Linked DNA regions of Mus musculus: regions 2 and 3 are each linked to region 1. A link is a loop called in an ENCODE intact Hi-C map of the cell type or tissue named here. Cell type or tissue: heart. All regions are shown on one strand.

Evidence for each region. Hi-C counts contacts between places; a loop is a spot of excess contacts. Peaks named below come from ENCODE experiments on the same cell type or tissue, not always from the same donor. Only the 100,000 strongest peaks of a DNase experiment are listed, where the experiment ranks them.
Region 2: it touches region 1 in a loop (2.4-fold over the local background); 2 of 42 quality-filtered maps call a loop at or near these places.
Region 3: it touches region 1 in a loop (5-fold over the local background); 12 of 42 quality-filtered maps call a loop at or near these places.

What each region holds. Positions count from the first base shown.
Region 1 is chr16:21,636,604-21,644,603 of GRCm38, reverse strand. Vps8 (VPS8 CORVET complex subunit) reads right to left here. Exons shown (of 47, transcript NM_001285893.1): 46 at 3,845-3,925; 47 at 1-483. The coding sequence ends at 334. Among named protein-coding and RNA genes, the nearest start is that of 2510009E07Rik, 54 kb to the left of the region's middle. In heart, CTCF peaks have their summits at 2,139 and 3,717; DNase peaks (open chromatin) are centred at 323, 1,433, 2,483, 7,143 and 2 weaker places; H3K4me3 peaks cover 564 bases; H3K27ac peaks cover 2,569 bases.
Region 2 is chr16:21,494,379-21,502,378 of GRCm38, reverse strand. Vps8 (VPS8 CORVET complex subunit) reads right to left here. Exons shown (of 47, transcript NM_001285893.1): 21 at 6,453-6,499; 22 at 1,969-2,191. Among named protein-coding and RNA genes, the nearest start is that of Vps8, 75 kb to the right of the region's middle. In heart, CTCF peaks have their summits at 3,459 and 4,618; no DNase peak of the experiment used is centred here; H3K27ac peaks cover 3,333 bases.
Region 3 is chr16:21,690,041-21,698,040 of GRCm38, reverse strand. 2510009E07Rik (RIKEN cDNA 2510009E07 gene) reads left to right here and starts at 3,376. Exons shown (of 2, transcript NM_001001881.2): 1 at 3,376-3,825. The coding sequence starts at 3,636. In heart, no CTCF peak of the experiment used is centred here; DNase peaks (open chromatin) are centred at 2,640, 3,350 and 3,820; H3K4me3 peaks cover 2,984 bases; H3K27ac peaks cover 2,259 bases.

The DNA of each region.
Region 1 (8,000 bases):
CCAGCAGACATGCCTGCTTCCGGGGCTGCTGCTCTTCCCAGGCCGACCTTTGCTCTTCACAGTCGATGGGCTCCCCACGCCCCTTGCTACATCGAATGTGGCTGGGTAAACACCATTTCCTAAAGGGCTGGGTAGAACTAGGTAATATTCTGAGCGAAATGAAACCGGCCCATCTGCGGTCTGACCTGTAACAGGGAGAGTGCACTGAGAGGGGAGGGTTGCAGGGCGGCTCCAGGGCTGCCTTGGGCCTCTGTGCAGGAGTGTGGGAGGCAGAGGCTGAGCCTGCGCAGAGGGTCCTTCCTGCCTCCTGCAGCTTGGGCTTCCAGGGAGGCCTCAGTCTTCAGCCACAGGCGGAGGCGCGAGCTGCAGCTGGAAGTTCTCCTTCTGGAAGACGCTGTTGAAAGCAGGCCCACTCTGGGGGCCAGCAAACGGCCTGCAGCTGTCGCCACCTCGGTTCTGGGAGAGCTCCGTAAGGAGAGCCAACTGTGGAGAAGAGGGTACATGTGAGGGGTGAGGGCACCATCCTGTGTGGGGACAAAGGCGGAGAGAGGGCAGTGAAAAGCCCTGTGTTTGGGTCCTGAGGCCATGTCTTATGAAAGGGGTGTGCTCCTGGGCACAAGAAGAGGCTGCCTGGGTGGGGTCTCCTCCAGGCACTGCTGCCCTCCCTGTGTGCTGGCACACCTCTGTCCTCAGCACAACTCCCATATGTTTCTCTTTGGAGCGTCCAGGACAGAATTATTGCTGGCACTCTCTTTGGCAGGCTGGCCAGCTGGCCACCAATTTAGTTTGGGCTCCAGAATAGCACCCACAGATCCCATCTCTCCTCCAAACTCGCCCTCCCTCCCTGCAGCTGTATACACTAACCAATGGCTTCCACAGTACCCTTGTCTGTCAGTGGTTTGTTAGTTCTGCCATTCCTGCCAGCCCACTGAGAAGCCAGGCTGTATACCCTCACCCAGCTGGCTTTCTGCAAGTCAGAGCCTGGCAGCCGGGTGTCAGATGCCCTCAACAATCAGAGATGAGTGCATATCCAGGAGCCGAGACCTCTGGACTGCTAAGTGACAACACTCAAACTCTAACTTGAGGGGAAACTCAGGGCCAAGATGCAACTGGAGCAGTGGATGGGACCTGAAGACAGAGCGTGGTGCCTCACTGTTACCCTTCACAGGATGGCGACGAATGCCTTCTGTTGGGTGATGTAGCAAGTGAACCTTCAAGTGCCGCAGGGGGACTGTGTGCATCTGTCTCCTGGCAGAAGTCAGTCCCTGGAACATCTGCAGGCCACAGGCTTTTGAGGGCGATATTCACAGAATCCTGGGCAGTGACTCACTCTGGGCCACTTGGCTATCAGTGATAGGGTAGGATTCAAACTCAGTCCCATGCGGCAATCCCTGTTCAGTCAAGCTGCCTGTGGTCTTACCTCTGGAGGTTACACGCCCATCGTCTCTGCCCTGCTTGCCTGCTCTAACTTCTCTCTGTTCTCATCTCTGGCAAGGAGCCTCCCATCACATGAGCAGTAATGGTGCAGAGCTCTTTTGCCAGTTCGCTGACAGCAGAACCAGTGGCTACAATACTTGGGGAGCCAGCCAAGTCCTCTAAGCTCTAAGTCCAGTTTATCAGAACTAACCCAGCCCTTGGTCCTGGCTCAGCAACACAACCATAGTCTAACACACACTCACTGTCACCATCAGCCTCAGCTGTCCTCCTGAGACAACTGGTCACCTGGGCAGGGTGATCCACAACTGAAGAACTGCCTCCATCAGACTGGCCTGTGGGTAGGTCTGGGGGTGCATTTCCTCTTTTGCTAATCTAACCGGCAGGTCTAGCCAACTGTACCTGGTGCTACCCGCAGGCAGGTGGGCCTGGGCTACAGAAGGGAGGCAGAGGAAACCAGAAAGCAGCACTCTCTATAATCTCGGCTTCAGGTCCTGCCTGTAGGTTCCTGCCCTGAGTCCCCTGACAGAGGACTGCAATCTGTAGGCTGTAACAAACCCTTTCCTCCCCAGTTGCTTTTGGTCATGGTGTTTGTCATGGTGTGCATGCTTACACTCTGACCGTGAGCCTCCTGCCTGAGGTGGCATGTGAGGGAGGCTGGCTCACACCAAGGGCCAGGGCTTCCAAGGATACCCTGCAGGGGTCAGCTTCCACTTCCTACCTCTGTAATCCAATCATCCTGTGACTGGTCTGTGAGGAGATCATGCCCAAGGCTTCCAACAGAACACGTGATGGTGCTATACTCAAGGGGTGTGCACATTCTGACACTAAGGCAGAAAGACCAAGCACAAACCATGGCTCCTACTTCTTAAGTCTTAAGTACTTCCTCCTGTAACTTAGTGACTAGGAAACACAGACGCTGAGTCAGGCTGTGAATGTGAAGTAGATGGTGACTCTCACTCTAGTTCCTGGCCAGAACTTGGCAAACAGGAAGAGACGAGGTGACACCAGTCAGTTCACTTAAACTGCAGGGTCTTATTTAGGACATTGTGGAAGTTTCCAGAGGAACTTCTGTCCGGGTCAACAGTTCAAGAGGAAGTGCTGGTTTCCCTCAGTGTCTGCTTCAGTGAGATCAGGGCTGCCAAGCCCAGAGATAGCTGGAACTAGACAAGCTCAGAAAACTACTGGGCTGGGGGGTTCTGGGTGTGCCCTGGAGTGGAGGTGCTGAAAAGTTCTCGTTCCCACCCTTGAGGGGCTGAGAGCCAGCATGGCCCTTGCAGAAGGGAAGGGACAGGAAGGGAGTGCAGCAGCCAGACCGGCATGGCCTCTATGGGCATGAGAAACTCTCACTCAGAGCACAGGCAGTCTGGAGGGGAAACGTCTAGGGGTCCAAACAAGATGCTCCCTGGACCTCCTCAGGATGAGGGGTGAGCACAGGATGCTGCCAGGCCTGTGCTCTCGATGACTGGATGGGACATGATCCATTCTTGATGGGCAAGGAAGGGCAGGCTGTGAGCCCAGGGGTGCACTTGAGTCTGCCATGGATGTCTATGCAGTACTGGTTGCTAGTAACCTCAGAGTCTGCACCCTTCTCCCACACATTTAAAGACGTGTAATCCCCCAGTCTACATTACAGATAGCTAGGTGGTCATAGATCTGAGGCTTGGCAGCCTCAAACATACACGATGGCCCTGAAGGAGGATACTGGCTTCTGGCTCGCTCTCTGTGGAGACAGGCCAGACTGGGCTTGTGTGTTCTCACAGCCTCGGGGAGGTCGGTAACCTTGTAGACAAGGGAAGAGGTATACATAGCTTCCAGGCATTGTTCCTGACCAGTGGACTAGCCTTGTCTTCCTTTTTCTCTGCTTGCTGGCTGCCATGCAGAAGCAGTGTTCAAAGCTGGAGCACCAATGCTGAGCTAGGTGGGTGTCAGCCTCAAGCTGGAAGAGACCTGGAGGTTCAGGGTCATGTCCTGGCTTCCTGCATTTACAACTTCCTCCTTGTTCAAGCCACTGCTGCTTAATATTGGTCTTTCATGGCCCAAAAAATTCAACTCATGCAGATGTGGAGGGGGGGGCTGGCTGTAGGGCAGGCTTGGCAGTCTCAGATATACAGGATGGCCTTCTGAAGGAGGAAATAGGCTTCCGGCTTGCTCTCTGTGGAGACAGGGCAGACATGGGCCTTCTGTGTGCTCACAACCCCAGGGTGTTGGGGGGTAGGTAAGTAATAAATGCCTCTCTACTGCCCTTTCACCACATGCTGATGCTGTTGGGGCCAGGACCCGTGGGCCATGTGGTCAGAACAAGTATGACAGGCACCTTCAAAGCTAAGCTGGATGCAGGACTCTAGGACACACTGCCTTCCCCAAACAGTGAATTCCAAATCGGAAACATCAATCCCACAAACATTACCCTAGAACTTCCTCTGTAGAGACGGCAGAGCTGATCAAAGGCTTGCATTTGCTGTGGGTCCAGAACAGGTTCTGAGTTTGCCTAGGAAATAAAAGAATGATCCGATTGATTAACAATGACATGCCTGTCCCTGGGCAGCCTCTGACCTTCCTCACATAGATGAAGCAAGACGCAGCAGCAGTTCCCTCATGTGTCTGAAGACGATTGTGCCCTGGCAACTGGGGGCTTCGTTTGAGCATTTGGAAGATCCGGCCTTGGCCTCCTGAAGGCCTGCTTGGATGCTCCTCCCAGCTGGATCCTCTATCTCTGGACCCTTTCCCTATCATTATCTCTACATCTCCCTCCTCAAGGGCTTCTGAGAAGAGGACCTTTGTCCATCCGCTCTTGTACACCCATATCCATCACTTGATGTGGCTCTCACAGATACCCCTTCTTTGCCATGTCCTTGTTCATTATAACTTTGGCCGAAAGACCTGTCTTCAGATGCTTGAAGAAGGGTCCCTGAAGTGTTGCCCCATCCCCTCTTGCCCCCATGGAGGATCCTGTCAGTGCTGTAGTGAATCTTGCTATCTGAACACTAGCTCTCATACCACATGACCTTGGAGAGTCCTTTCATTCCCCTGACCTTGGAGATGACCCTCAGGAGGTCACTGATCATTGGTTAAAGCCTCCCACCAGAGAAGCTGGGTTATGCCAGCTGCTGTAACTGCACCTTTGAGACACCACTGGTTAGAGGTTTGTGTCAGGTTTGTGTTCTATGCAAAGGCTAGTTAAAAACTGTCTGTCCTTGCCTTGCACTATGAACCTCTTGGGCAGAAAGGGAAAGTGTTTCTCAGACACACACTGCACATGGGTGACCGGAAGGGCTTTGGTGCTGAAGCACGTGGTGTTCACACATAAGCTAGAGGGTAAGACCTGGGACCTAGCACAGATACAACTCCAAGTTACTGAGCGAAGACAGAGCGAGCCCTAGCTGTTGTGTGTCCCCTGGGGGCCATCTCACCAAGTCCTCAAAAGCACTCTAGAAGAAAGGTCCTGGCATGCTGGGCAGTGGTGGCACATGCCTTTAATCCCAGCACTTGGGAGGCAGAGGCAGGTGGATCTCTGAGTTTGAGGCCAGCCTGGTCTACAGAGTGAGTTCTAGGACAGCCAGGGCTACACAGAGAAACCCTGTCTTGAAAAATAAAAAAAATAAAACAAAACAAAAAAAGAAAGGTCCTGGCTGATTAATTTTTCCACCAAGAAGGATATTTATTGCAATTAATTAATTAGGGGTGTGTGTGGATGCCATTGTGCCTGAATGGAGGTCAGAGGACAACTTAAAGGAGTCAGTCTTCTACGATGTGAGTCCTAAGGATGGAAGCCAGCTTTGGGAGCTTTGGTCGAGGTAGCCTTTACTGAGGCATCTTGATGACCCTGATGTGAACTTTAGATAGTATGACATTCAGAACCTTTTTTTAAAAAAAATATTTATTTATTTATTATATGTAAGTACACTGTAGTTGTCTTCTGACACTCCAGAAGAGGGTGTCAGATCTCACTACAGATGGTTATGAGCCACCATGTGGTTGCTGGAAATTGAACTCAGGACCTTTGGAAGAGCAGTCAGTGCTCTTAACTGCTGAGCCATCTCTCCAGCCCCGACATCCAGAACTTTTAAGAGATTTGTAAGTTGTATTTGTCTTCTTGAAATGGCTCTGCTTCTTTCCCTTAACATTTTCACCACTCTCAGGAAACAGCTGAGTCAGGCTAGGAAGGGAAACAGTGCTCGCTGCCTGCCTTACTAGCCTGGCCCACAGGTACCACGGCTGTTTTCCAGCGGGAGGAAAAGGAAGTTTGAAGCTCCGGAAAGAAGCAGCCGAGAGAAGAGGGCTCACAGCTCCTGGGTTTCCAGGGTCCCAAACATGATGTCACAGCTGGTCTAGGATATGGCTACCTCAGTTCTTGATGCACTTGACAACATGGCGGGCTGAGGCGGCTCTGAAGGCCTCTTGGGCACCCTCTCATGGGGCTACACTCATTTCACTGGTTCTTGCCAGAGAAGGAGGAGGAACCCACCACAACCTGAGTGTTAAAGCTGCCTTGACTCTTTCTAAGAACCGCTGGCCTCAATACTAATTGGTAGGAAACATGACACTGGAAAAAGTATGTGTCACACTTCTGCAGACTTTATAAGACACCGAAGAGCCGGGTGTGGTGGCGCACACCTTTAATCCCAGCACTCATGAGGCAGAGGCAGGCGAATTTCAGAGTTCGAGACCAGCCTGGTCTACAAAGTGAATTCCAGGACAGCCAGGGCTATACAGAGAAACCCTGTCTCGAAAAAACAAAACAACAACAACAACAAAAAAAAAACCAAAACAAAAACAAAAAAATAAAGATGCTGAAGGAGGTTCTAAGATCAGGTCTGATGAATACACCACGCCAGGCTCAAACCAAAGCTCACGAGGGACGGACACACCGTCACTGTTAAGACACAACCCCTGGGAGCCATGACCCAGCAGATCCTGTTAGTGCCACAGGCTGGGTTAGAGTGCAGAGGGGTTGGGGCAGGGGTACTTGTCCTGAACTGACCACTCTACAGTCCTACCACATCCCATACAAAGCACTAGTTCTGATGTGGCTAGGTGCTCTGGTTTCATTTCTGTTACTGTGACAAATAGCTTGACAAAAGCTACTTAGAGCAGAAATATTAGGTTTACAATCCAAATTCCAGTCCATTTCTTCAGTTAAGTCAAGGCAGGAAGCAGTCAGGGGCAGAGAACGTAAACATGTCATCCTTACTTGCTCAAAACTAGCCTTTTCTTTTCAGGAACCCCTGTTGGCGGTGGGGGTTAGGGAAAGTGTGGGGTTAGGGGAATGGAGTAGTCCACAGTGGGCAGGGCCCTTCGACATCCATTAACAATGAAGACATCCCTCTACAGACGTGCCAAAAGGCTAACCTGATTGTGATTAATTCTTCATTAAGACCCTGAGTGGTATCAAGCTGAAAATTAACACTAACTACCACAGCAGAGTTCAGTAAGGAGAGTTCAACAGGAAGCAAACTGAACAGAAGGGCCTGGCGAAACACTGGGGAAGGAAGGCCACTTAAAAAGATTGCAGACACAGGCAGAAGACACCAGAGGCACACGGCCTCAGTGGCGCCACTACGATGAGCAAGTACGTGGTAAGAATCAGGATACGTAGAGAAGCAGAAGGAGCCTCAAGCCACAAGCAGGAGATCTGGCCCCAGTGGTGGGTGTACAGGACAGCCAGGCCCAACTCCACATCTACGCCATCTGTGAACTGTGCCAATCCTGCAGATCCAAAGCTGCAGGATCTTCGTGACACAGGACAACAACAGGATGTCTGAGAGGAGCCCCGGTGAGGACCCAGGATTGATAATGTAACGGAAGCCAGAGCTTCCAATGACTCATTGCAATGAACATTGGCAAGCAAAGAAGTGTGGACAAAGGGTGTACTGTGTAACACACAGTGATACTGCGGCTTCCACAATTAGATTTTTTTATTTTTTTAACTTTATTTAATTTTTGTTTTTATTTATGGGAGAGGTTGCAAGGGCAGAGAGTGGATATGGAGGGATGGGAGATGAGTGGGATTGGGGTGCATGATGGGAAATTCACAAAGAAGCATTTAATAAAAAATGACTTTCATAGGTCAAATTAACAGATGGCAGAGCAATGAGAACAAGAAAAGCTGTTCCCTTATAGGAGACCCCTGTCATTGACCTGGAAGGGATATTAAGCCATGCATCCAATCTCAGGAGACTATGTCGAGTCTATGAGATATCTGACAGAAAGTGATGGCAGAGACACAAGGCTGTTGCTGATGGCGCTGTCCACTTCTGAACATTACTGAGATTCCCCAGACCCCGTAATTAGAAAACCTGTGTTTGACACTGGGATCTCTTAAGTTTTCTTACTAATTGTCTTCCCCTTCCTTCCTCCCTCCCTCCCTCCCTCCCTCCCTCCCTCCCTCCCTCCCTCCCTCCCTCCCTCCCTCCCTCTTCCATTCCCCCCCTCCACTTCAACTAGGTCTCACTGTGAAGCCAACACTGGCCCACATTAGGCCCACCTCTGTCTCCTGAGCAGCCACGTTCAGTGTGTGCCAGGCTGGGTTAGACTTGTTTAGACTAAAGGTCTGCTGCCAGAGA
Region 2 (8,000 bases), 140 kb after region 1:
CAGGCTGCGCATCTTCATATGTGCAGGGAGGGAATGGGGCTAGGTCTAGCCTGTGTATGTGGTTCAGTCTCTGAGAGTTCAGGAGTCCAGGTGAGTTGACTCTGTTGGTCTTCCTGAGTTCCTATCTCAATTCCCCCCCACCCCCCCCACACACACACCATCTTCCATAAGATTTCTTTACAGCACACGGATACTCTACCTCTGCTCATCAGGTTCCAGGTCTGCTTGCCCCTCCTGTCATTTTAACACTCAAGGCAGGTTCTCTTTTTTCCCCCTTTACACTGGCTTTTACCTAAAACAATCCTACCCTCTAAAATGCTGGCACTATTGATTTCTCTCTCTGCACCCGTATGTCTTGTCTATTTCTTTTCTTCCTTGAGAGGGTCTCATGCATCTCAGACTGGCCTGAAAGAGTTGTTGAGCCTCTAATCCTCCTGGCTTTGCCCCCACAACCCCAAACACTGACTGGGCCAACAGACATGCACCACCATTCTCAGTTCTGATGTCTTTTGTCATTCAGAAAGGTTTTCTATAGTTAGCCAGTCTCAGGCAGCCTATCTCTCTACTATATTGCTGGTTTTGATTTTTAACATAATACTTTTTTTCAAATATTCACTGGCTTTTTTACCTCTCTGCTTATTGCCAAACTTTTCTCTCTTATCTTATGAAGAGACACTTGAAGAGCAGGATAGCTGCAGCATCCTCAGATCCTGTCACTGAACAAGTACTGCTGGAGGGAATTAACACATGCTGAACATGACAGTAAGTACACACACACACACACACACACACACACACACACACACACTTGGATCTAAGCAAGGTCCTTACTCACTCAACTGAAAGCAACCTGGATAAGTTATCAGGATGTAATACAAATGGAAACAGTGACCCAGACAAGGTTTTCATCATGTAGTGTGACTAGGAATAAGGAGGCTGGAGGCTCTGGGGTAGGAGGTACTGACACAGAGATGAGAAACTGAGGGGACTTTGTGTTGTTTTAATGTGGAAAAGATCAGAGCACATTTACATTGTATTTAGGAAAAGCTGAAAATATTAGGAAGAAATAAAAATTTCTCAGATGTGACCACCATATTAATGCAGATTAATAACATAGTCTCAAAATACTAGCCTGTTGTCAGACTACACCAAATTACCCACATACCAGAAAGGCATGTGCTCAGAGGACTGGGCTTTACCTCGGATGCTCACCGACATTAGGAATATATTGTGGTATTCTCAAGGCTTTCATTCTGTGGGCTCTGCAACCTTCTCAAAAGGGTTTGGTTCTCCCAAGACATGTGAAAGCCAGGCATACCTTAAACTCTTGGAGTATCACACTCACTAGGTAGTTTAATATGATTAAAGAATTAAATACCATCAGTCACAACTACCTAAACCCAGATATATTACCAACCACAGGTGCCTGAACCTCAGATATAGCATCAGCCACAGCTGCCTGAGCTCAGACATACCCTCAGCCGCAGCTGCTGAGGCCCGCACACCATCATCCGCAGTTTTCGGCTTATTCTAAGAAGCCCTGTGATTTGCCTCTCACAACAGCCTCTACATTTCAAAACTCTACTCTGCTCCATGTACTAGCTGTTTTTTAAATGGCGTCATTCTTTAAATGTAAACATGGTCTATTATTAATGAGTAGGTATCCATGGTTGAAAAACAGCCTTCCAGATGAAGGCCATGTTACTGAATGCACTGAGTGAGGACCAGGCAAAAAGCATTTCCTGGGTGATCCAACAATAAGCAGCCATGAGCTCTGGAGAAGGTCCAAGAAGCAGAAGACACACTCTCTGGCTCGGGAGCATTTACTACCTGGGTTTGACTTACACAAGCGCCTAAGAAGTACATTATTATAAAAAGGCTCACTAACTGGGTCTGAAGAAGGCAGACAGAGAGGCCTTGGGTCAATGACGGTGGAGTGCCTCCTCTGTGGGCAGACGCTCAGCTTACCTGCTGAATGTCGAGGCTGGTGATGTCCATGTGGACAATGAGGGCTTCCACATTCTCCAGCAGTTTTTTATCTTGGAAATGAACAATTAAGTCCTTCATGACCTGGGGAGTAATCCCCACCAGTTTATCACTTAAGATATATGGCTCAAGGCACTCCAAAAACACGCCTTTTGCGACGGAATTTTCACTTAATTTGTCGTACATTTGACCAAATAGAAGATCCCTATAACAGAAAGAAAAAAAAAAGCAGTTTTAGGACTATTCCAAATACCGATTAAACTTAGTCTAAGTATGTCACATCTTTTCCAGACTTCAGTTTACATCAGCTTAACAAAAACACTAGCAATGTTTGCCCTGAAGTTTACATTGCCATACTGCACACAGTCAATCTTCCCAACAATTTTACACATAAGAAGTCCTGCCAGACACGGTGGTGCATTCCAGCAACCTAACACTCAGAAAGCTGAGCCCAGGCGAGTATGAGCTCAAGGCCATAAAACAGACCACACAGGACCAGCAAGATGACCCAGTAGGGAAGGGAGCGTGCCAGCAAGCATGCCAGCCTGAGTCTGATCTCAGGTCCCACGGGGTAGAGAGCAGAATGATTCTGACCCTCGGGCCAAACGAAGTTGACAAAGCTCAGCTCCTTGCTAAAACCACACTGGGATTATCAGTGAGAATCTGAACCCAGCTCTCTGGCTCACATCCTGTGTGCGATTCTTAGGGCAACTGCTTCTTAAAGCAGTAAGTAGGTAAAGGGCAGACACCATGAAGTAGGGCAGAAGTATCAAAGGACCACGCGCCCTTCCCCCACTCCTGCCACCGACATTCCCAGTGACCTCAGGCTCCATGAGCTCTGATCCTTCACTTTCCCAGGAAAGCTACAAGTTCAGCAAACAGCACGGATGTTAACAGACAAGACACGTCTGCAACAGAGGAAGGGCAACACGCAGTAGTGGTAAGGCTAAGGCAAGTCCACCCAGAGGCTAGCACCAAAGAGCAAGAAAAATCAGACTCAGCAACTCCTATCTGTCTCACTACTTCAAAATTAAAAGGAAGCAAAATTCTACAGCATGAGCTCAGTATTCTGGGAGAAAATGTGTTACGCATCGGGAAAGGAAGACAAGAGGAAGGTACACCCTGTTTCTGTATTTACGCTTTATGCTCCAGGGTACTGATATGTTTCCTAGAAGGACTAACTTCAGCCTTGCCCTGCACTATTTTTGGCTTTACCTCCTGTAACATGAAGTCTGCTGAATAAGAGATGAGGTCATTCGAAAGAGCTCAGTGTTACTAATGCTCTATTAATAGGGATATTTTGGAGAGCTTATTTTTTTTGCTGCAAACAGAAAAAAAAAGGCTAAACTCACACATTGTTTTATAACTTCTTAAAATGTGAAGAACTTAGCTGACAATAACTGCAGACTCTGAGAGGAGAGGGCACTGTCTATCTGAGACTTGCCAATCTGTACTAAGACAAAGCTGAATATCCGAGGACTACGTCCTGTCCACTTGGGCTACTGAGGTACTGCAGGCTCAGAATGCCACGCAACTGAGTCGTTTAGGCTTAATCGCTTCAGATACGAACCATGGTGATAGAAACTCAATGTGACTAGCACCATTACAGTTTACTAAAATATAATCCAAATACTGCACCGTTTTTACAGTTTAAAAGTATGATTACTTCACATGGCCTCTAGACCACTGCAAAATAAAACTGGCATTAAGTCTAGTAAAAATGATATTTGCATTGTGTGCAATTTGCTCCTAAGGGGAATCTCAATGGGAGGCATCCTTTTCAAATTGGGGAAATGAAGAAGAACGATTAAGTGTAGAGCAAACAGAAACACAAGGGTACACCAGTTTTAGGAGAAAGATACAGAAAGAGAAGTTACATACATTTAATAATTCTCTGCTCAAGGAAGCCCAAACTACTGACCACTGTAAACCTGTCTATGGCAACTCTAAACTGTTCTAAGACCTCTACCATTTAAGATTGATTTCCCTTAAGTATTTAATTAAACATTTCATATCCATAGCTAACACTTTAACAAATGGAAAAGACCTAGCCTGGGAGTAAAGATGAGTGTTGACCAAACAGCTTATTCCATCCTCCCCTAACACAGGACCACAGACAGGGTCTCAACAGTCCGATGGAAAAGAGAGCCAGACAGGAAAAAGTCAAATCTAGAACAACTCAAATCTAGAACAAAAGATGGGAGGAGGGGGCTGCAGGGGGACAAAGGATCCGAAACCTGCAACACTTCAGGCACTGGCACTGTGGTGGTGATGCTGCCCTGGCTCTCCTGTGGTTGCTGGAACTGAAAAAGCAGACATGGGACCAGGAAAGAAAGACAAAGACATGGAATTGTCATCAAAGCTGGACCAACACAATCTAGTGTTCAAACTTGGGAAAGAAAACTGAGAGATGAGAAAACTGTAGTATTCACATCACAGACCAGTGGTGGAGGAGTTTGTGTGCAGGAAGAGGAGGGGTGGAGGCAGCTACAACAAGCACTAAAGTACACTGTGGCTCAGGTACTCCTCTCTGGAATTCCCAACAACAAATACCATTCCCCAGCACAGCCAAGAAGGAGACTAGTGAGGAGGAACTGGTGAAAACAGAGGAGAGAAAACAGGCCCCCATGTGGACAAAAGCTGGAAGAGAGTCCGTCTTCCGCTCCATGTTCTGGCTCAATGAGAAGTCCCTTCTCCTAGCCCAACTGACAGACTGGAGAATAATTTTCTTTTGAAATCATACATATAAGAAATGCTTACCAAACGAGAGAGAGAGAGAGAGAGAGAGATTGATATTGAGAGAGAAGTGTGTACCTAGAGAACACTTCTGAGAATAACATGAAATGTTTCTGACAGATTTTGTTTTCCCCACACTGTCCTTCAGTTTACAACTGCTGGGGTCACTTTAACCCTGTGTCACTGTGAGAACTCTCAGAACCCCAGACTGTGAGCACAAGTCTCCTTGCTCCTTCAGTCACCCAGTGAGTGATAGAGAGACACTTTGCACCAAGTACCACACTTCTTTAGTATGAGAGGCATGCCCCACTGTGATGAGAATTTTCTCAATGTGAAGAGTTAACTGGACTGCAGTACTTCATACCATTAGGAAGCCACTATACCTACATCTCCTGTCCTGAAAACAAAGCTAGCACTGCCTCTCTGAAAATGAGTCAAAATATATACACATAAGACTACTAAGGCTATTGTGAAAACTAAAACATAACGTTGAGGAAGTGAGTGTGAAAATGGGGGGACGATAATCAGGAAAAGACGGCCGAGGATCCACACAAGCATCGTGAAGAAACTTCTCCTCCAGCACTAACTTATAAAGAGGACAAAGTGCAGCACAACACTGTCAACAGCACCCTGCTGCGATACAGTGACTGTCATCAACAACACCCTACTGCGATACAGTGCCTGTCACTAATGATAGCTGGGGGCAAACAACTGGCCCTTGATAACCTTCACTTATACTTCCACAGCGTGATCTGACCTTTTAGGAACTGGTTCTCAAAGACATACATATTCATAACTCAAGTGAGTGCAGTTAGGGTTTTAGCTGTGCATGAATTCTATACTCACACACGACCTTTACTATTTGGAGAGTGATCTTAGCTAATAACGGCTAAGACCACAGACACAGAAGCTGGACTCCCGAGCTGTGTAACCCACCTTTGCCCTGTATAAATTTGACAAGTTTCTTAGTCACCTGCTGTCTAGGGAATGTCACCTGTGAAATGAAAATGAGTAATGCTATACATGTTAATAAGGTGCGACAACAATTAAGAGACAAAGGACCTAGAGGTGCTTGGCTCTTACAATGAGTGTCAAAGCCCGGGGATTGGCACATGTTGGAAATTTATAAAGTTAATACTTAAACCTATAAAATGTAATCTAGAGTTTTATACTGACTTTGTTTTTAAATTAAAAGGCTCTGGGAGAAAAAACCTAAAGATGAATTAGCAAAATGAACCTAGTGAATGGTATGAAATACTGCAGGGTGATGGTCCATAAAAGTCACCTCCATCACCCTGTGACAAGTGCCCCTCCATTACTGTCGCACACAAGCACGCACCAGTGATAAACCACAAGCTTCTGTGTGTGAAAAGCTGTGAAGTGAAACAACTTAACATCATATGAAAATACATTCGAGAGTCAAGTCTGTGCAAATTAAGAAAAATTCTAGTTATGTTTATAGAAGTCCTGTAGTGCTGTGAATATGCCTGGCCCAGGGAGTGGCACTATTAGGAGGTGTGGCCTTGTTGGAGGAAGTGTGTGACACTATGGGCGTGGCTTTAAGACCCTCATCCTAGCTCCCTGTAAGCAAGATGTTGTCCTTATAAGAGTTGCCTTGGTCATGGTGTCTGTTCACAGCAGTAAAACCTTAACTAAGACAATTCCTAAGCAAGGCACTTCCTGTGAAGCAAGGGCTTCCTGTCTGAAGCAGGCAGGCACCGAATACTCACTTTCGCTGGAGCAGAAGGCAGTAGTCCACTATGACTGGCACCGTATCCTGGAAGAGAATGTAGGAGAGCATCAGCTCGGCCCTGACCCACAGCCCGCTGAGGAAAGCAGAGTTCAGCTTCAGATCTGGGTGACTGCTGAGATAATGCAACTCCTGAGCACGCTGTTGGTAAGCAAGCTGGCCCTCTCCCAGAAGTCTTAGGGGTAAACACTTTGGCCCAATAATGTCCATTCTGGAAATTTATCACAAATATATTAGGGGAGGGGGGCCTTTTTTTTAAGGTTTTATTTTTGTTTTACATGCATGGGTGTTTTACCTACATGGCTATCTTTGCAAGTGTTTTGCATGCAGCCCACAGAGGCCAGAAGATGACACTGGACTCATTAGAGCTGAAGATACAGACAGATGCGAGCTTCAATGTCAGTTCTAGGAATCAAATCTGGGTCCCCTGGAAAAGTAGCCACTGTCTTTAATTGCTGAGTCATCTCTCTATGAGGGGTCATGGGAGTTAAATCTATTTTAGAGATTTAGGTGTCTGGGCAGGCTAGGTAACAGGGTGGAAGCTCCTAGAAATGCTGGGGAGAGATACCATTTAAAATACACAGATGGGGTGGGACACTTCTCAGGAGTTAAGTGTATACTGTGCCCTGCCCTGCCCGGGGAGCCTCAGCCTACAGTGGTCCATGGAGGCAAATGGAGTAGGGATGGGGGAGGGGCAGTGTGGAAGCCCTATGAGCATGGAAGGTAACAACACACCACGACTTTAGCTGGGGTGAGTCAAGGCCTATATAGTTTTAGGGAAGCCACAGCGGACGAAGGTCATCAGCTGAAGGCTGAGGCACTGAGATGCCTCCTTAGCACGGGGAGAAACTCCAGGAATCTCAGGCGCTTCCCCATCAGGGTCTTCTCAGGAGAAAGGAAGCTGATCCAGTAATCTAACCAAGGCCACGCGTGTGTCATTCTGAAGGTAGAGGTATGAGAGGGGAGGGGTGGGTGACGGGGTTTTGAACTCCCTAGACAAGGTCAGAGAAGGAGAAGCCCTGTTGGCAAAGGAAGTCTGCATTTTTGTGCCAAGCTCAGAAGGACAATGGTAGAGACTTTCGACACTGCTTTTTCAGAGGAGCCAAGATTAACTCCCATGGGGCTAGAGGGATGGCTCAGTGGTTAAGAGTACCAAATGCTCTTCCAAAGGTCCTGAGTTCAAATCCCAGCAACCATATGGTGGCTTACAACCATCTGTAACAAGATCTGATGCCCTCTTCTGGAGTGTCTGAAGACAGCTACAGTGTACTTACATGTAATAAATAAATAAATCTTTAAAAAAAAAAAGATTAACTCCCAGGACATACATTAGGTGGCCTAAACCCTGTCTGTCACTCTAGTTCCTGGGGAGTCAACCCTTCTGCCTACACACACCTATACTCTCGAGTGCGAGCACACACACACATCCACACATACATATCATTAAAAATAAAAATAATATATCTTTTAAAAATTAGATAGGAAAAGCACACAGCTGGGCTCTCACAAAATAAAGGGCAGAGTGTAA
Region 3 (8,000 bases), 53 kb before region 1:
TCAGGAAGAAGGAAATGGCACACTTTGGTTCAGAAATAAAGCAATAAATAAAACAGGACAGCGGGGCCTTGGAGCCTCGAGAGGGGGTTCTTTTTGAGCAGTTGTTAGAGAGCAATCTCTTCACAGTATCCTAGAGGGAGGCTGGGAGGAAGATGGTCTGTGGTTGGTACCTTTGAGATGCTATAAGAGGAAGGCCTGTGCTGGTCAGTATCTGTCAATTTCACCCAAGCTCAGGTCATCCATCCCTCAGGAAGAGGGACCCTCAACTGAGAAAATGCCTCCATCAGATTGACTGTGTGATTAATGAATGAAGAGGACAGGGCCCCTCTGGGCAAGTGGTTCTGGGTAGTAGAAGAAACCAGACTGAGCAAGCCAGTACCAAGTGTTCCTCCCAGGTGATGTTTTAGTTCCTGTCATAAATTCCTTCTGTGAGGATCTATAACATGGAAGCTTAAGATATAGTAAACCCAGCTGGGTGTGGTGGTGCACGCCTTTAATCCCAGCACTCGGGAGGCAGAGGCAGGCGGATTTCTGAGTTTGAGGCCGGCCTGGTCTACAGAGTAAGTTCCAGGACAACCAGGGCTATACAGAGAAACCTTGTCTCGAAAAACCAAAAAAAAAAAAAAAAAAAAAAAAAAAAAAAAAAAAAAAAAAAAAAAGATATAGTAAACCCTTTCTACCCCAAGTTTCTTCTGGCCAGTGTTTTATTAGAGTAGGAGAAAGCCAACTAGGGAAGGGACTAATACTGAGCATGAGCAGTGAGCGAGGTACAGGGGCAAGTGGCACGGGGAGGGGCACTGCCTCTGAGTCTAAAGAGGCTGTTCTTTAGACCCTGGAGCAGATGATGAGCCGGATGTGCTAATGGCCTTGCTGCACAGATTCCCTCCTTCCCTCCTCGTAGGCACCTCCCAGTTCAGCCGCACTGCATTTGGAAACTGTTGCCCCCTGCCATAGCCGTGATTGCTTTGATACAACTAGAAGACAGATTGCTGAGTGCTTATTTATAACCGTGATGCATGGTTGCTTGGTTTGGTTAAGTAACCAAAACCTGTTTTGTAAAGACGCGGTTTGTAAGTGTCTAGAGGGTTGCTGTGCAAAGACAGCTTACATTAATAATAGACAAACAGGCACAGGGTGACAGAAACTAAATATCCAGCCATTCACATTTGAACCTAAAGGTTCTAACCGTAGCATTAAACCACGTAGGCAAGTCACGGCCACTCTGAAGAATGATCTTTGATTATTGAGTGTCTGGCATCTTAGGTCTTTGGATCATGTACAGCTTGGCTATGAACAGTCCCATTACACTAAAAAACCCTGCATCAGTATGCTTCCTAATTAGTGTGATCATCTATACTAAAAGCAAATTGGGTTACTTGTATATATGATATGGCTGGCACTAAGAGGGAGTTTATAGGTTGAAGGAGAAAGATGGATTAGAACAGATGTTTATGGAGAGTGAGTCAGCTGTTAAGACCTGGGTTCAATTCCCAGCATGGATGTGACAGCTCACAACTGTCTGTAACTATAAGATCTGACACTCTTACAAACATACATGTAGGCAAAACACCAATGCACATAAAATAAAAATAAATTAATTTTAAAAATTGGTTGGTTGGGCTAGAGCAATGAATGGCTCAGTGGTTAAGAGCACTGGCTGCTCTTCCAGAGGACCCCGGTTCAATTCCCAGCGCTTGAATGGCGGCTAACAACCAGCTGTATGTAACTCTAGTCCCACGGAATCTGATGCACTCCTCGGCCCTGGAGGGCGCTGCTTACAGGTGGTGCACAAAAATACATGCAAGTGAAACACCCATACACACAAGATAATAAAATGTAGAAAAATGGTTTGATAAATCTCAATTCTGTGGTGTAGGTTCCTTTGGTTTTCCTTTGCTGAAGTCATTCTGAGGTGGACATACAGCAGGGCTGCAGGGACGCTGAGCCAGCCGTGAGCTGCTTTGGGACTTAAGTGGGTGGGCACCTGGGAGATAGGTGAAGCATGGCACCTTGTGTTTACCTCAGTTCAATGTTAGGTTAACGGGGAGCCAGAATTTGTCACTTAGATGGGACAGTTGTTGAAATCAGCCGTTGCCATCTGAGTTTACCTCAATCCCTGACACATGAAGATTTCACAGAGTCAGACATATGCAAATTAGATTTCCCTTCCTAAGCCAAGGTTAAATAAAAGGGAAAATTATGAAAGGGTGCTTATGGCAGCAAAGAGTTTTGAGGACTTGAGGATGAATTTCGTTTAAAACCAGGATAGAGCTCATTGCCAAACAGGAAGGGGATAAAGGGAAGGGAAAGGAGATCTGGGGAAAGCACGGTCCAGCCCAGCATTTGTGCTGAGAGGCTCTGTTGCGGACCCTCTGCGATTACAGGCATTTTCCTGGGCCCGGTGTAGCATTTGGCAAGGAAGCAGAGGGAAGGCGTTCCTCCTTTCGGTGTTTTAGACTGGGCACTGGCCCGCGTGGTAGGGGAAGCACTGCTCCCGTAAACGAAAGATTCATTTTTCTCTTCTCTGGTTCAGTCTGGGATGGAAGACCCATTTGAAACAAGTTGTGGCCAGCAGGGCGGTCTAACAAGCAGACTGGGGGAGGTGGGAGAGGGACCTGCAGCCTAGGCAGCCACACCCATTGGCTAGGCTGGGCCACATGTCAGTCTGTGTACCCATGTCCGACCGTGTCAACTCCACACATGTAATCCATGCATAAATTTACTACGCCATTCCAGCCCACCATACCGCCACACACGCAGTTCAACTGATGCAGTTAATCACGCTAGGGCGTCCACACTCACAACACACACACACACACACACACACACACACACACACACACACACACTCACACACGACTATACGACTGGCGTGTAATGTCTATGGCCACACAGACACTGCAAGCCACTCAGTGCATCCCCACACCCTACACGTATCAAGACAGAAACCTAACAGATTCTCCCACCCTGACTGCCCAAAGCCCCGCACCCAGGACTAGTTCCGGGAGGCTGGCACAGGGAAGAACCCGCGAGGTCATCGCCCGCTGCCATCCGGCGGCTCCAGGACAGCCCGGGCGAGTGTGTGCCCAGCAGGACGCCACGGCGCGACGGGGAGGGAGTGCTAAGGACCAGGCTAGACCCTGTGCCTAAAGGCTGCGGGAGAAGGCCGGACTGTAGCCGGAGGTACGCCCTCCCAACCCGAGGGCGTAGGGGATGTGTGCTGACTGTCCTATGGGCATGTGGGACCCGCTGGCCGGGGGCAGAGGCGACGCGCGCAACGCCACCGCGAGGGGATGGGCTCGCAGAGGGGCGCGGCGGTCTAAGTGTGCGCGTGCGCGTGCAGGCGTGGCGGCCCGAGTGGGGAGGAGGGAGCAGGGAGGACGACAGAGAGAGACGGGAGGAGGGAGCAAAGAGGAGGGAGGAGAGGAGAGGAGAAAGAAGGGAGGAGGGAGCAGGGCGCAGAAGGGAGCAGGGCGCGGGGAGGCAGCAGGCCTGGCCGGGTCGCTGCTCCCTCCCCGGGCGGCTCCTCGGCAGCGGGTGTTCGCCGCGCCTCCAGCCCGCAACCCACCCTCGCCCTGCCCGGCCCGCGCCTCTGCCCTGTCCTAGGCTCCCGGCCCGGCTCTTCAACCGGAGAGATGAGTGCGGCCACGGCGCCCGAGCGCGGCTGGAAGAGCGAGAAAGTGGACGAGGCGCAGGCCCTGGCGCGGAGCTGCGCCGCCCGCAGACCCGACTTCCAGCCGTGCGACGGGCTGTCCATCTGTGCCACGCACAGCCACGGCAAGTGCTTCAAGCTGCACTGGTGCTGTCACCTGGGATGGTGTCACTGTAAGTGGAGCCGCGTCGGCCTGCTGTCGCCCGCCTGCGGCCGGGTGCTACCCGGACGACGGGAGGAAATCCCGGGGGAACCTAGCTGTAGTCACAAAAGGGAACCTTCCTACCCACAGGAGCCTGGGGCTGGCTTTCTTTGCCGTTCTTTTAGATACTTGCTCAGAGCCGCCAGAGCGGACGCGCGCCAGCAGGGTAGCCCTTTCAGCGGTGGGGGGTGGGCACGGACATACCCCTTTCACTTTCTTGCCTGTTCTTTCTGGCTGCTGTTGAACAGAAAGAACCCTAGGTCCTAGCGATTCCCATTTATTTAATGTATCCAGATCGAGAAAGAACCAAAGTATGAAGAATGGCTTCTAAGAAGTTAAAAGGAACAGTTTGAAGAGCAAACTCCTTCGACACCCAGTTACAGCGTTTGAGCCAAGCCAGGACTAGTCTAGTCCTAGGCCAGTTGTATTTATCCTGAGAGTTTTAAATAGATTAAACTTAAGTAGCCATTTAATCAGCATTCCACAATTTGATTACTTCATGGCATTTAGCTTAATCCGACTGCTGAATCATTTCTTTTTAGAAACATTCTGAAGTCGGTTTCCATATAATCTTAGATTTGGAGGGCTTTGCCGTGCTTAAGACACATTTTCCAAGTGATCTTCAATCAAACTTTTCCCCCCTGTTATTTAGGAGGATATGGTTTACAAGGAGAGCTACAATATGTAACAAATCTTTATTTGCTTTTAATTGAGAATATTTGAATGTCTTAGTTGAGTTTATAAATTAAAGGATAGAAAATCCTTGCTTTTCCTTATAAATTCAAGGTACCTGGAGAGCGAATATTGATTTTGTTGTTCCTCTGCTGATGAGGACAAACAGGATGTTCTTGCTTCTCGCTGAAAGTGTGGCTTCAGAGTAGGAAATATGAGAGCTAAAGTGTACCTGTTGGATGAATTTAATGGCAGTCTACCTCCTGCAGAAGTCCTGTTCTTACTGTGGGATGCGGATGCGGAGGAGTTAAGATGGCCCCAGTCATTGCCTTTCTTACTTCCCTCTCCAGGTAGAGTTGACTTCTGGGAAGCTTGCGTCTAGTCAGACAGATTGTTCCTCATTAATGAACCTTGATTCTCACAATGTCTTCCTTACAAGGAGATGAAAACGAACTTACCACATTCCTTCATCTGTTCTTACCTTATGAAGTCGAGTGTGTTTTCGGGTGGGTACATGGGTGTGTGCACTCGCATATGAGCCATGACTCACGTGCGGAGGTCAGAGGACAACTTTGTGTAATTTGGGGAACCTATCTTAGGTCATCAGGCTCATGGGGCAAATGCCTTCAACTCACGAAAACGTATTGTTATGTCTCTTCCTACTGTATCTTATACAACAGTCTAATGTTTCAGCCAAATTATGGCTGCCTCAACTCTTTGGATATGCATATTTAAATATACTAAGAATTTCTTGCATATGGGCCATTCTTTCTCTGAATCCCTGGCTATTCTTGAGGGAAGTAGGTTTTCCAAAACAGGTTTGAACTTGGCATGCATTGAGTGGCTGAGGAGAGATGTCCACCATTTTTCCACTGAGACTGTTGTTTTGTCCTGCTTCTGAGCTGCCATTGCCTTCTGTCCTTCCGCTTACAGGATAGCACCCGTGTACCTAACTATCTGGGTGGTTTTGTTCTGAACACATGTGCTGGGGGTAGGTGAGAAGCCCCTGAGTTCTGGGCTGGTCAGTGTGGAGCAAGACACCGCCTCTCATCTTTGAGGTGCTGCTCTGCCCTAGCCCTTCCTATACTTCATCACACCAGGCTAGCTGCTGCCCCCTCAAGCTGAGCTTGCTGTCTGCTAAAGCCACTAAGTAGGCTTTAAAAACTGTGGCAATTGATCCACGCCTTGCCCTTCTCAAAGCTGCATGTGTGGCTTTGGAGACAAGCACTGATCCCTTAGGGACGTCTTCCTGTTACCTTTTATTTGAGCGAGAACAGGTCCGTTTTTCTAAGTCTTATGATTTTAGTCTTGGCTCTTTTATTGGGTGTGCATTGGTTCTGTCTGTTTTCATGTGTATGTTATTCCTCCTGCATTCATGTCATTGTGCCTGTAGTAAACATCCCTCTCTTCACTCTAGTTATTGATAAAGTGTAATGTGACAGGAGAAGGCACCAGAGTCCTGAAGTCTGCCGATGGCCCTGCCCTAGAAGCTGATGGAAGTCATTAAGGAGCACTTGTAAAGGCTGGTTGCCTCATGCACGGTTTTCCATCTTGTGTTGTCATGTCCCTCTGGGTAAATGGCCAACTATAATGCTGCAGTCCCACTAACACAGGGATTGCTGCTGCCTCTTGATCTGTGCTCCGATTATGCGCAATCCTCTTTAAAAAAAAAAGGAATTAGATTGAGCTCAGATAACTCAGATTGGTTTCACAATGTTTTCTCTTTTCTTCTCTAAGAGACCAGAGACTGATTTTAAATAATCTAAATTTAGGAAAGGACTGCCAAATCAGCTAGTTCTTTCTGATCTCTCTCTCTCTCTCTCTGGTATCTGAGGGTATATACATGTATGTAATATCTGTACATAGTATCTGTGTTTACATATGTGTACATGTGTGCATATATGTGTGTGCAGTGTCCATATGTATGTGTAATATATATGTGCATAGTGTGTGCTTGTATGTGAGTGAGGGTATGTGTGTGTAGTGTCTTTTGTGTGTGTGTACATCTGTGTGGATGTGCGATTGTGTATGTGTGGTGCCTCTGTGTATACATATATGTACATAATATTTATGTCTGTACATATCTGTGTGTTGGTGTGTGAGTGAGGGTACGTGTGAGTCCCTATGTCTGTCTCCACTTTCTACCTTGTTTGGGTCAGAGTCTCTGTCATCTGCAGACTGGCTGGTCGGTAGGAATACTAAGGCTGCAGCCACAGGCATCCACACTTGGCTTTGTGGTCTGCAGATCTGAACTTAGGACTTCTCGCTTGCATGGCAAGAACTTTGCTTGCTGAGCCGTGTTCTCAGACCTTCATCTTTCTTGCTGTGCCAAGCTCCCACTCCTTCTCCATGCTTCTTGCACTGGCAGTGGTTCAGGGGTCTCATTCATGAGCAGATGTGGCACTCAAAGCTGCCAGGTGTGCTATTTCTGTCTCCTAACTTGGTCGGGTACCAATTCTTAACACCTTTTTACCAAAATACATTTTTTAAAAAAACTTGAGTAGAATTGGTTAATGTATTTGAGAACCTTATTTTCTGGCAAGATTCTTTTTAATCTGTTGTATAGAGCTTATATATTTTCTCTTCATGAGATGTTACAGAAATAGAATACAATATGAAGAAAGCTTCGTCTAGGACCTAGCAAAATCAAGTAACTTCCCCACAGGCATATAGCTAGTTAGCAATAGAGCTTGTACCTGGATCCAGATGTGCCTGATGCTGGAATAGTGACTCAAAACCAAAACAGAGGGATCTAAAGTTAGTGAGCGGAACCAACAGTTCTTAGGTCCCTTAGAGACAGTGATGGGGAAAGTGTCACTTACAGTGATAATCCAGAGGCATGAGAGCTGTAAAGAGGTCACTGGATTTGGAGAATGAGATTCAAGCGAGGGGTTATGAAAGAGAAAGTGAAGGGAAGGTGTCAGGCAGGGTTGAGTGGGTGTGCACGATGTGATGTAGGTGCCACCAGCAGAACCGAGAGTTGGCTTCATAAAGTCACACAATAGATGAGCTCCGTTTTCATGCAGAACAAATCTCAGCAGTGTCTGTTCCTTTCAGGTTGAAAGCAGTCAGAGTGGCACTTGATGGCACCTAAGATGGTATTAGCATATCTAAAGAAAGACTGTCTAGGAGAGGGATGGAGACAGAGAGACTGAGCTGGAAGTGTTTTTCAGGACCCTGCCTAATGGGTGGTAAGCCTGGTGTTCTAGCAAGGCTATCTGAAATCTGAAACACTTAGATAGTTTAATTCCTATGTATTTGTTTCCTATACAGAGATAAAGAGCTGATTAGAGAATTCTGCTGTTAAAACTTCAGGGCAGATCTGCTTTGTTGGTAAGTTAGCATTGTAGTCTTTGTTAGTCTAGTGTTCTCTTTCCCCACTTCTCTAGGAATCTCAAATAGTTGCTTTTTCATGTCCTCAGGCAATGCCCAGCTGCTTCTCCTGAAGGATAGCTCTGTCATACTTGTTACTGT